2 separate regions of the Mus musculus genome follow, and region 1 is linked to region 2. A link is a loop called in an ENCODE intact Hi-C map of the cell type or tissue named here. Cell type or tissue: heart. All regions are shown on one strand. Links, peaks and the distances in the headings refer to the core of each region. The heading gives the core; the rest is flanking DNA.

Region 1 (5,769 bases), core at 448-5,447, 140 kb before region 2:
GATAGCTAGAATCAATCCCTAATTCCATACTCTCTCATCTTAGATGAGTTAATGTGGTAAATTTGGTATTTTGTTCTGTTGTGAGCTGGTAGACGTTTCTCATCACTGTCCCAGGGAGATTAAATTATAGAACAGATGAGAAAAACGAGAGGGACTTGTATAAACCGTAAAGTCACCCCTGAGCTAGAAAATAGTTAAAGTCTTTAATCTCCATGAGAATCCTCCTCTTTAAACAGTATATTTTTGTCTCTTCTTTCTGAAACCAAACCTACTTCAGCCCTAACACCAAAATGGTGAGGTTCAAGAAGGGAGACAGCGTGGGCCTCCGGTTGGCTGGTGGAAACGACGTTGGGATATTTGTGGCTGGCATTCAGGAGGGCACCTCCGCAGAGCAGGAGGGCCTGCAAGAAGGAGACCAGATTCTGAAGGTAAGGAAGCCCCGCCTTACAAGGGGCTTTGATGGATGTTTTTCAGTTTAGGGGTTTTTCTTTATATCTATGTGTGTACACACACAGAGAGACTTTGGTGGAAATTCCACAAGGCATTAACCGGGGGTCTGGTAAGCATTTCTGTGCCAAAAGCAGAGGGCAGAAGAAGTTGCAGAATCATCCAGGGAATCAGACCTCAAGGCAGAAGAGTGTGCCCGCTCTCTGCCCCTGCTCTCTGCACTCTGCTGATATGGTCCAGAGTGGGAGGTCCCAAGCCTTGCTCATTAGCATTGCTAAGCTTTCCAGTGAAATTCTGGGACCTTCTTTGGGTCCTGGGAGGGCCCAGGAAGACGACCCGAGTGAACCTTGAGGCAGCACATGATCGTAGGACATCTTTTCAGCTTCCCATGCTACTCATGAAAATCTTTTCAAATGCCAGCCCATACTAATTTGTACTCAGCGAATGTACAAATGAAGAGAAAGCGTGCTTTTGGCTACTGGGAAGCCAGAGGTTTAGAGCCTTGCTCATTAAAGTTGGAGAATAAGATAGATTTCTCTTGTGGAAGGGACAGTACATGTGAGTTTTATGAAAGAGAAGTAGAGAATTCACCTAGGGTTTCAGACACCCAATTTCTGTATAAAACAAAGACAAGGAGAATTGCTTCCATAGTCAGAACTTTCCTAGAAAGGTGGTTTTGTTTTGTTTTGGGCCATCACCATGGTGACCAGGAAGATGCTGGTGGCCGCTGACTTCTTTTGCAGTAGTCCTCGGTAGAGGTCAGGCAACAGGTGGCCTTGCTAATCACTCAAGCTGACTGTAAAAAAGTCGTCTTTTTTTTTTTTTTTTTTTGGTAAAAGGCTGAGAAATATTGATCTCCCCTAGCTGGGCAGAGAGGCAGCTGCAGCACAGTGAGCGGGAGCTGATACCAAATCCTCCCCAGGCTCCCAGCACACCCAGCCCGGCCCTTCGCACTGCGCTCAGATAATGAAAGGCGATATTTGTGTGTTGGGAAGGACCGAACAGTCTGACCTTGAAGTACAGGAACACTGGCCTATTTCCACTGTAGTGTGTCAGCCTGAAGACACGAAGGGAACTGTTAGCATAGCCTGGCCACTTTCTTTTTGTTGGTGGCTTTTTGAGAATGCCTCTGCCTTTCGTAGGTAAGGCCTTATGTGTATAGTTCGCTGTACTGCCGCTGAACCCAGCGGGTCTTACAGATAACAGAAACATGACTGCTTTGATTTTTATTTCCTTTCCCCTGCTTATTTTAACTGCTTCTTTGTTATTTATATGATGTGGCTGGTATTTCTCTTTCAAAATCTGTTTTGGAATGGAAAAGACAGTAACAAAACCAAACTCATTTGTGGGGGGTGGTTGTTAAGTCACATGGATTTTAAAAACTACATCTCATTTGTGTGTGTGTGTGTGTGTGTGTAGTGGGGGTGGGGGTAGCAAGAGGAACACTTGTGCCATGTCATGCATTGGATGTCAGAGGACAACTTTTGGGAGTCATTTCTCTCTACCACATGGATCTTAGGGGTCAAACTCAGGTCATCAAGTTTGGTGGCAAGTGCCTTAATGTTAGCATTGAGCCAAATCGCTGGCCCCGGGTTTTAAAATATAGCTTGCAAAGTATGTTTTAATTTTGACAATTATAGCTTTGTTCCTAACAGAAGGTCATAGAAATGGAGGGACCCCTGAAGCCCTGTGTGCCCTTTTATGTTTAAATAAACAGATAAATATGAGCATTTACAGTGTACATAGAAAGCATTCATAGATGCAGATGAGGCTACACAGATGACACAAGAGAGGGTTAGACAGCAAAGTTCTGTGACCTCTGTTTGGGGACAGAGGCAAGAATGGCAGCATCTTACATGGTAACATTGTTTCACAGAGGAGCTGATTGCCTTTGCAAATCACTTTCCTCTTTATTTTCTGCTCCCTTTTCCATGATGATCCCTGAGCCTTGCCCAGAGGGGATCTAGTACAGATGTTCCATGTAGAGCTGAGTGCTCCACACTCTTCAGGCTGAGTGCTCCACACTCTTCAGGCTGAGTGCCCCACACTCTCTTACTTTCTATATGTTTACAGGTTGTGGGTCTTTTAATTAGTCATTATTGACTGCATAAAGAAACTTCTTGGAGTCAGGTATGGTAGGCTAGGATATGCCTTTAACCTAGCACACTAGGAGTCAGAGACAAGAGAGATCTCTGAGTTCAAGACCAGCCTGGTCTGCAAATCGAGTTACAGGACAGCTAGAGGTACACAGAGAAATCTTGTTTTGGAAAAAAAGAAAAAAGAAACTTTTCTGTCTGGTGTTAAGTGGTATACTAATCTATAGGTATAAGAATAAGAACTTAGGGGGCTGGTGAGATGGCTCAGTGGGTAAGAGCACCCGAATGCTCTTCCAAAGGTCCAGAGTTCAAATCTCAGCAACCACATGGTGGTTCACAACCATCCATAACGAGATCTGACTCCCTCTTCTGGAGTGTCTGAAGACAGCTACAATGTACTTACATATAATAAATAAATAAATCTTTAAAAAAAAAAAGAATAAGAACTTAGTGGTCAGTTTATTACTATTTCCATTTAGCAGAATTTAGCACTAAGTTCTCCCATGACAGAGTCGGCCATAGGCTTTAGCCAAGTTAAGAGTATCAGATTGGTTTCTGAATCCCACCAGAACCTGTGCCGGTTTCTACCAGTGGGCCTGGGTGCCAGCAAGTTATCACTGTAGGGTTTCTTGATGGCTTTTCTCCACTGGTAGCATGCAGTGAACCCTCCAGCACGCTGAAAACTTTTAGCTGATAGAGAATACATCTTCCAGCATAGTACATGACTGATTTCCCTGTAGCCCATGACTCGAGTATGTTCCACCTTCAGTAGTAGGATCTTACCGTCATGTTATTGACTATATTAAAGACCTCAAATCTTCTAAAGCTAATTAAACATATTCAGACAAGTATCTAGGCACAAAATAAACACAAAAATCATTAGCCTTTTATATATCAACAACAGACATAACCAATAAGAAACAAGGGAAACAATCCCATTTACCATGGCCTAAAGAAAAAAAAAATCATGAGATGAATCTAACAAAGAAGGTAAAGACTTGTACAATGAAAAATTTAATACACCAAAGAAAGGATATTGAAGATAACACAAGATAGAAAGGTCTTCCATGTTCGTGGGTTGGCAGTGTTAATATTGTATAAATGGCCATCCTACCAAAAGTAATCTCTAGATTCAACCAATCCCCATCAAAATTCCAGTGTAAATTCTTTTTTTTTTTTTTTTTTTTTTTTTTTTTGAGACAGGGTTTCTCTATGTAGTCCTGGCTGTCCTGGAACTCACTCTGTAGACCAGGCTGGCCTCAAACTCAGAAATCCTCCTGCCTCTGCCTCCCAAGTGCTGGGATTAAAGGTGTGCGCCACCACTGTGGGGCTCAGTGTAAATTCTTAACAGAAACTGGGGACGGGATGTGTCTCAAAAGTCATATGAAATCACAAAAGACCCATGATCGCTGATACAATCCTGGAGAACAAAAACATTACCGGAGGGGTCACTGTCTCTGATTCCAAGTTATCCTGCAGAGCTGTGGTAGTAACACCAGCATGATGGTGGCAGAAAAGAGACACATTGACCAGCGGAATAGAATTGAAAACCCAGGTAAGCCCACAAGTGTTGAAAGCCCAGAAATACATACTGGAGAAAAGACAGCGTCTTCAACAAACAGTGCTGGTCAAACCGGTTGTACAAGAATGAAGACGGATCATCCTCCCTCTTCACAAGATTCAATTCCCCGGTGAATCAAGGATCTCAATATACAACCTGAGACCCGAATCTGGCAGAGAAGGATGTAGAGGACATGGTACCACTTACAGGCCCAGGAAAGGACTCTGAACAGGATCCCCGTAGCCCAGGCATAACACCAGCAGTTGACACACGGAATCTCATGGTACTAAGAAGCTTCAGAGGCTCCAGACAGAACACCGTCGTTTGAGTGACAAGGCCACTTACAGCAGGGGAGGAGTCTTTAGGGAGCGCTGGTGTCTGGAATATACTTCAGAAAGAAGTAAATACTAAGAAAATAAAGGTTTAATTGAAAACCAAGCAGGAGGGCTGCAAAGGTGGCTCAGAGTTGAGTCTGCTCTTCCAGAGAACCTGCGTCTGATTTCCAGCCCCCGCGTGGTAGCTCACAACCATCTGGAACTTCAGTTCCAGGGCATCCAGTGCCCCTATCTGACCTTTGTGGTCAGAAAGACACACATGTGATGCAAAGAGGTAGAAGCAAGCAAAGCACTCTACACATAGTAAATATTTTTGATATGTTGGGGCCTGAAACTAAATAGAACCTTCAATAGAAGAAATGCCAATGGACAAGAATCCCCCCCCCCCAAATATTCAACATCTTTAGCCATCAGGAAAGTGTGAATTAAAAGTACTTCCTGGCTTTCTAAGTTATCTTACAGCATCCTTCCCTAGTGTCCCCCCTCCAGGCATTGTGGGATAGATGCTGTTGACTCTTTGTTAGAAGGATGTATGGACCAGCAGCTTAATGATACAGGGGCCCCTTGCTCTTCCATGTCAGACTAATGCACCCGATTTCACAAACACATGTTAAATGTTTTTCTTTGTTTTTGAAACAGAATCCCACTGATCTTGAACTCATAATCAACTTGCCTCAGCCAAAAACATTGGGATTAGTGTCAATGGTTAGATAGCTTTTGAGAGATGAGGGTTACAAGAGAAAGGTTGAATTGAACTGTGAATGTGCCTTCAAGGTTTTATTGGAATTAATGTTCAAGAAATAGGGTTCCAGATCTGCTTATTATAGACCCCACCGTTCGGCATTGGTTATAGTTATCTGTTTATTACTTACTTTGGGAGACTTAAAAAAAGAAGGGAGTCAGACAGAATGACAAATCCTAATCGATTCAGTGACAAATTCTTCATTTGAAGGACTGTAAGGTGTGATGCCATGTAGAGACCTGAAGAAGGAAGGTAGGGCAATATTTGTAGTTGCCTGGGCTTATTTACTGGGTCCAGGTCACCTGCTATGGCTTCGGGGAATTAAATTAAGTCTATTGGAGGGGCCAAATCAAGACTGAGGCTGTGACAATTTTGTTGAGAGCAATCAGAGTTTTTATACCCTTACCAGAAACAGAATATAGTGGCAGTTGCCAGGATTAATACAATTGTCGTTGCCAGGATACAGTGAAGTTTACAAGCTGTACGGGGTACACAAGATTAATGTCTAAGACCAGTTGTCCTGTCCAACTTCCATGTTTCCTTGACTTGCAAGGGAACAGGCAGAGAAACACAAAGTGGCCTGAATGC
Region 2 (5,769 bases), core at 579-5,578:
CGGCCTTTACAAATTTGACAGCTGTGTGCACTGAAGCCTGATGGTGGCTTGTGGACACATGGAGATCAGACCCGAGGAATAACTTCTCCACCCAGTTCATGGTGAAATAGCTTCTTGCCAGTCTTTATCCCTTTACTGATGGAAGCAGCCATGGGAATTAGAGCCTGCAGTGGATTTTTTTTAGACCCTCTGTTGACTTCTGGAATGATGTAACTTTCTGCACCTAGGTTTTCTGTACTAGTCATAGATCTGCCTCACAGCCATGGTGTGAGCCTCAGAAATAGGCATCAATAGAGTGCTCCGAGGATGTTTAGGACCAAGGTACCGTGACAGCATATTTTCTGCTCATCCCACAAGTGTGTCATCTGTCTCTTCCTCTCTTTGACTCTTCTAAACCTACCTGCCCCAACATTCTCTCGTTGGTCCACCATCTTTTTCTTTCTGCTTAGCCATCCATTCCTATCTACTCCATGAAAACACGCTCCTCCGTGGTTTGCACTGTGGATTCTGTGCCGTGTCATCTGTCTTTGCCTTGGGGACTGTTTATGTGCCGTGGTTCAGTGTCTCAGCACACAGCCTATTGCAAGTGCACTTCACACAATAGAGCTGTGTTAGTTTCATTTCCCTTCATTCCTTCTGTTCTTCAAGATGGTGAGATGTACACGCATGACCTCGGGCATCTGCCAGATGTTGTCTACACTGAGATTTCTATGGTCAGTGTGCAGAGGGGCTTGTTCAATGGTGACATTTTGTCTCTGTCCACAGCTACCCCGGTGCTCAGCTGCGAAGCTGCAACGCAGACAGAAAGGAGGCTAGATCTCGCTACAGTGACTCTGAGGAGAGGCGCGAGGCCACGGGCATCAAGATGCAGACCCCGCTCTCTGATAGATTACAGGTCATACATAGACACGAAGCTGCTAGTGGCCAGGTTCCTGGAGCAGTCCTCCTGCAGCATGACTCCGGACATTCATGAACTTGTAGAGAACATAAAGTCTGTTCTGAAATCCGATGAGGGGCACATGGAAGAAGCCATCACGAGTGCCAGTTTCCTAGAGCAGGTACCACTTCGCACAGCCCCAGGCTTGCTTCCAGTAATCGGTGTCACTACTCATCGGAGGCAGAGAGAGAGTCCATGGTCAGTCTCCAGAGACCTGGAGGAGGAGGGGGTTATGTCCTCAGAGAGGAAACTAGAGAGCTTTCTTTCTGGGCTTCATCACTTTCCCACAGTGCTCTTGACCCAAGGGAAGAGAACCTCACTTTCTGGGCAGTGAAATATGCCTGGTAAAAAGCAAAGGATCTGGGCACTGTGGGGTTTACCATGCATATGAGTTCCTGAATGGGAGCTTGCCCGGGATGTGGTGTTTTCTCGGCTCTTGAAAATGATGGCAGACTGAAGCTCATGACTGGCAAGGGTCTAGGAGCTGTTCCCATGCCCAGTGAGTTGCTGGGCTACACAAGTTGGCCGATGGGACTTAGAGCAGTGGTTCTCACCCTTCCTAACGCCGCAGCCCTTTCATACAGTTCTTCATGTTGTGATGACCCTCCCCTTCCCCCACCATAACATTATTTTTTTTTTGCTACTTCATAATTGTAATTTTGCCTCTGTTATGAATGGTAATGTAATTATCTGTGTTTTCTAATGGTCTTAGATGACCCCTGAGAAAGAATCATTTGACCACCCCAAAGGGGTCTCAACCCATAGGTTGAGAACCACTGAATTAGAGGACCAAATAGCTTTCTCTCCATAGATTAAAAAAGTAAAAGGTGCCCTAAACTGAAGCCACTTTGGTAAAAGACCAAACTGGGCGTACATGGAGTCCATTTGGGCCTTGGGTTTCTCATCATTAAATGGAAGGGTTGGGCTAGGTAGTCTCCACCCCTGCGTCCCCAGAGAAGTAGAATTTCCTCCCAGCCAGAACTTCCTCTTTACCCATTTGAGAGCTGTTGTTACCGCTTGGCTGTTAATTCATTCTCCTGGGTCAGTGGAGTGGATGCTGTAGATGGTCTACCATAGTGCCTTGTGTTACCTGTTCTGAAACAGTGGCTTCCACTTGATTGTCCTGTGAGGCTTGGTGGCAGTGAGACTCCTGATTCTTTCCCACTGACAAAGTCACACACCATAGTGACATGACAGTTCAGCTTTCCACAGATCCTCCCTCGTCAGGCCTATCTGGGTGAGAACTATTCTATAGCACTGTAGTTTTGAGAAGTGAAGTGCTACTGTCCCGTGTTTAAGGTTATAGGACTCATTAAAGACAGGTCTGTAGAGCGTTCACACATAAAGTGTCCTGCTTCTTTACGCTGATTAGCCACGGGGTTAGCAGAGCTACCTGAAGCATCATTGCTTTTAATTAGCATTTTATAAATCTGATCCAGAACAGTGGTTCTGTGTCGGTTCTACCTGCTTCTTGTTAAAACTCCCCAGCTTGGAGCTGGGGAGATGGCTCAGTGGGTAAAATGTTTGCTGTGTAGGCATGAGGACCAAGAGCAGATTCTCAGTACCTATATAAAAACAAGGCACCGTGGCACCAGCCTGCAACTCTGGTGGATCCTGGTGGCTCCCAGTCTAACCATTGTGGCTAGCATCAATTGCAGTGAGAGACTCTCTCTAAAAACTAAGGTGGAGAGTGATAGAGGAAGATACTGAATGCAACTCCGAGACTACACATTCACACCCAATCGAGTGTACTGCATACAATAAGATCCACCAATGGTTGCAAGAGGGCGGGTCAAAAGGCCAGCGCTAGTGAGGCTAACATCTTCCCTTCTCCTCTTCTTTTCCCAAAGATAATGGCCCCGTCACAGCCCAGCACATCCCAGGCCCAGGAGTTGAGCTGGAGGAGACAGCCCGGCCTGCTGCACCTGCGCAGCTGTGGAGATCTAAGCACCTTCTCTCTGACAGCAAGGCCGAGAGCCGAGAGGAGGCCCCAGCAGCGAGCGGAGGCTGAGCGGCCACACAGCCTTATTGGTGTCATTCGAGAGACTGTCCTGTGAACTGAGTGACATGGAAGGATGTCCCTCCTCAGTGCTGTTTACTGTCTGGGAGCCAGGGGCACCCCTCCCCCTCCCCCCACTGGGAACCCCTCAACCGGGTTCCTGGGGTGGGCACTTATTCCTGTTCTTTGGCTCCCTTTTTTTGCTGACGAGGGCACTCAGGTGAACTCGGGTGAAGTACGTTCTTCCTGGCCCTTCCAGTCTGTGTGTTCCTGGTTGGAGAAGAAGGCAGGGAGGGCTCCTTTGTCTGCTGGGTCTCACAGTATCCCCAAGGGGTGCACACTGGGTGAGCAGAAAGCAGGCTCCCTAGCCTTTGCCTGCCTCACCCCTCATGGCTCTTGTTGTTGCCAAGTTCATTCCCTTGCTGTAAGGGGAGAGCTGCCGGGCTATTTATAGCAGCCTGCCGCCTCTGGCTGCTCAGTGAGAGGAATTGGCAGGAGACATGATGGTTAACACCATGTGACTCCAGTCTTCCAGCCTCCTTTAGGTTACCCTCAATCCCTTCCTCTTTAGGAAAAGCAGCAGACCAGCTAAGCGGTGTTTTGTTTTCTTTTCTTTTGTTTTGTTTTTAAATGAAGGACGTTAAGGGTGAGCACTATGGTTGAGTCCATTCCTTCATGCTTGCAAACTAGAAGACAGAACAGAGAATAAAGCGCTGGCGTTGGAAAGTCTGGACTCCATGTGTAGTGTTTGTGTGATCTCAAATGACCAGGCCTTAACTCATGGAGGGTGAATTTTGGGCTGTGGTGGCCAGGGTGCCCCTCTAGGCCACCAAACTAAGTTCATTTCCACAGTTCCAGAGCCCCATAGATAACAATGCATCAGGCAAATCCTGGGCTGAATTTAACAGGTTAGCCTGAATGGCTCTGTGGACCTGCATTCTAGTGGGGTATAAAGAGAAAGTCAGTAAAGCAATTACTGATAGTACTGATGCTAAGAAGTAAGGGGGTGGTCAGGGAGGGCTTCTCTGAGGAAACGACATTTGATCTTGACCTTGACTTTGAGGACCAGGGGAGACTATTCGAGACAGAGACAGAGGCCAGGCATACTAGTGATCACAGAATCGTTTTTGAAGGAGAGGTGGACGGAAGCCTGGCTAGCTGCAACCTATGTTAACGGTGAGATACCACGGAAATTTCTAACACAAACAAGATAAACTTAATCCTATTTCGAAATGATCACTGTGCTGGTGGGAAAGTGGTTAATTTAAATGGGAGAGGAGGCAAGGAAATGGACTAAGGCTGCCTGGGGCGGTGAGCGCTGGTTTTATTGGGCCCCGCCTTAGTACTATGATGAGGGTATTAAATTCTCATCTGGTGCTCATCACAGCCTATTTAGTGGGAGCTGCTATTTTCTCCATTTTATAGGATAATGATATTTCACAACTTGTCCAAGATCACACAGAAACCAAGGGGTAGAGCTGACATTCACACCCAAGTGGCCAGACTCGGGAACCTCTCTGTGTCCAGCTTCTCAGGTGGTAGTATTTGTGTTCCCGGTTGCGGAGCATCCTGCATCGTTCATGGGACCATAGCCTCCCCTGACTCTATCAACCATTCATATTAGAGTGGCCTCAGGGGTCACTGAGCTGTCCTGGAAAGTGGGCTTTGGAAACGTTGAGAAACGAAGGGCCGTGAGCAAGCTGGGTCTGGCTGAGTGCCTGAGTGAGGTGCATTAGGGGCCTCCTTCCCCAAGGGCGGTTTCTGTTGTTACCACCTCCGCTCCATCCTGAATGAGAGACACCTCTTCTGGCCTCTCTAAAAGTCCTCATTGTCACCATGTAGCTTTGCACCACAGCCTGGGCTGCTGCCCAAGGTCAAACCTGCTTTCTCTGTGAGTCACTGTGTATCACAAACCTCTGCTCTCACCGCTGGTCACTCACAGGGTAGACTGCCCAGGAACCGGGTCGGTCTTGCCACGTCCCTTGGCATTCTCTTCAGCCGCCTTTTTCAGGGGGAGGGCTAGGAATTCTCAGCCTACCAAGGGCTTCTCCCCATAGTTTGTAAGAGAAAGTACTGGCCACATCTCTGTGTGTGGCTAGACTTTTCATACCCTCTGCCCATAGCTGCAGCTCTTTCCAATCTCTTTCCCGACTCCCTTGCTGGTTGCCTTGGACCACTGAGTGTATAGCATGCCTTGAAGGCTCAGGGCAGATGGCTGGGTATCAGAAGTGTGAACCTTTGAGGCATGGTACAGAGATGCCCCCGTGTGTCCTGAGGACAGGGTGGTTGACAGACATAAGCCAGCAAGGAAAGACATGACACCTGAGGGCACCACCCAAAGGGCAGCAGGTGGTAGGGGGGCTGCCTCAGTTTATTAGAATTGCCTCTGCAGGGTCAAAATGTCTCATGGAAGTCTAGAACCTGAATGTGTTGGCGAAGGGTCCAATCTCTTCCTTGACCTCCACCCTCTTTGTAATATTGCAATATTGATGATACTACCGTATTTTATGAGTGTTTATCTCATGAGGCACTTAGAAATAATACCATTCATCCCCCCCGCCCCCCCCCGCCCCGTGTGTGTAAATATTCTCAAATGCCAAAGTATTAAAAGTGTGGCATGCATATACATAGGTTAACTGAGTATATATAGGGCAGGCTGTTTTTCATTAAAACACCACAGGGATCCACGGTCCAGAGGTAGAGACAAAGGATTTCAAGTGTGACATCAGAATGATAACAGCATTGATTACTGAGCAGAGAAATATTTGAAGTAAGTCTTCACTAGCAAAGTGAATGTCACTCAGGATATCTGGATGCCTAGAGCCTTGTACAG

What was found. Peaks named below come from ENCODE experiments on the same cell type or tissue, not always from the same donor. Only the 100,000 strongest peaks of a DNase experiment are listed, where the experiment ranks them.
Region 1: a loop joins it to region 2, with 2.3 times the contacts of the local background. A loop is called at or near these places in 6 of 42 quality-filtered maps.

Annotation. Positions count from the first base shown.
Region 1 is chr19:24,114,604-24,120,372 of GRCm38, reverse strand. It overlaps Tjp2 (tight junction protein 2), which reads left to right. Exons shown (of 24, transcript NM_001376368.1): 12 at 278-428. Among named protein-coding and RNA genes, the nearest start is that of Gm41824, 37 kb to the right of the region's middle. In heart, for the core only: no CTCF peak of the experiment used is centred there; no DNase peak of the experiment used is centred there; H3K27ac peaks cover 615 bases.
Region 2 is chr19:23,970,650-23,976,418 of GRCm38, reverse strand. It overlaps Fam189a2 (family with sequence similarity 189, member A2), which reads left to right. Exons shown (of 11, transcript NM_001114174.1): 10 at 766-1,058; 11 at 2,788-3,669. The coding sequence ends at 2,994. Among named protein-coding and RNA genes, the nearest start is that of Gm34076, 56 kb to the right of the region's middle. In heart, for the core only: no CTCF peak of the experiment used is centred there; DNase peaks (open chromatin) are centred at 3,388 and 4,748; H3K4me3 peaks cover 718 bases; H3K27ac peaks cover 2,596 bases.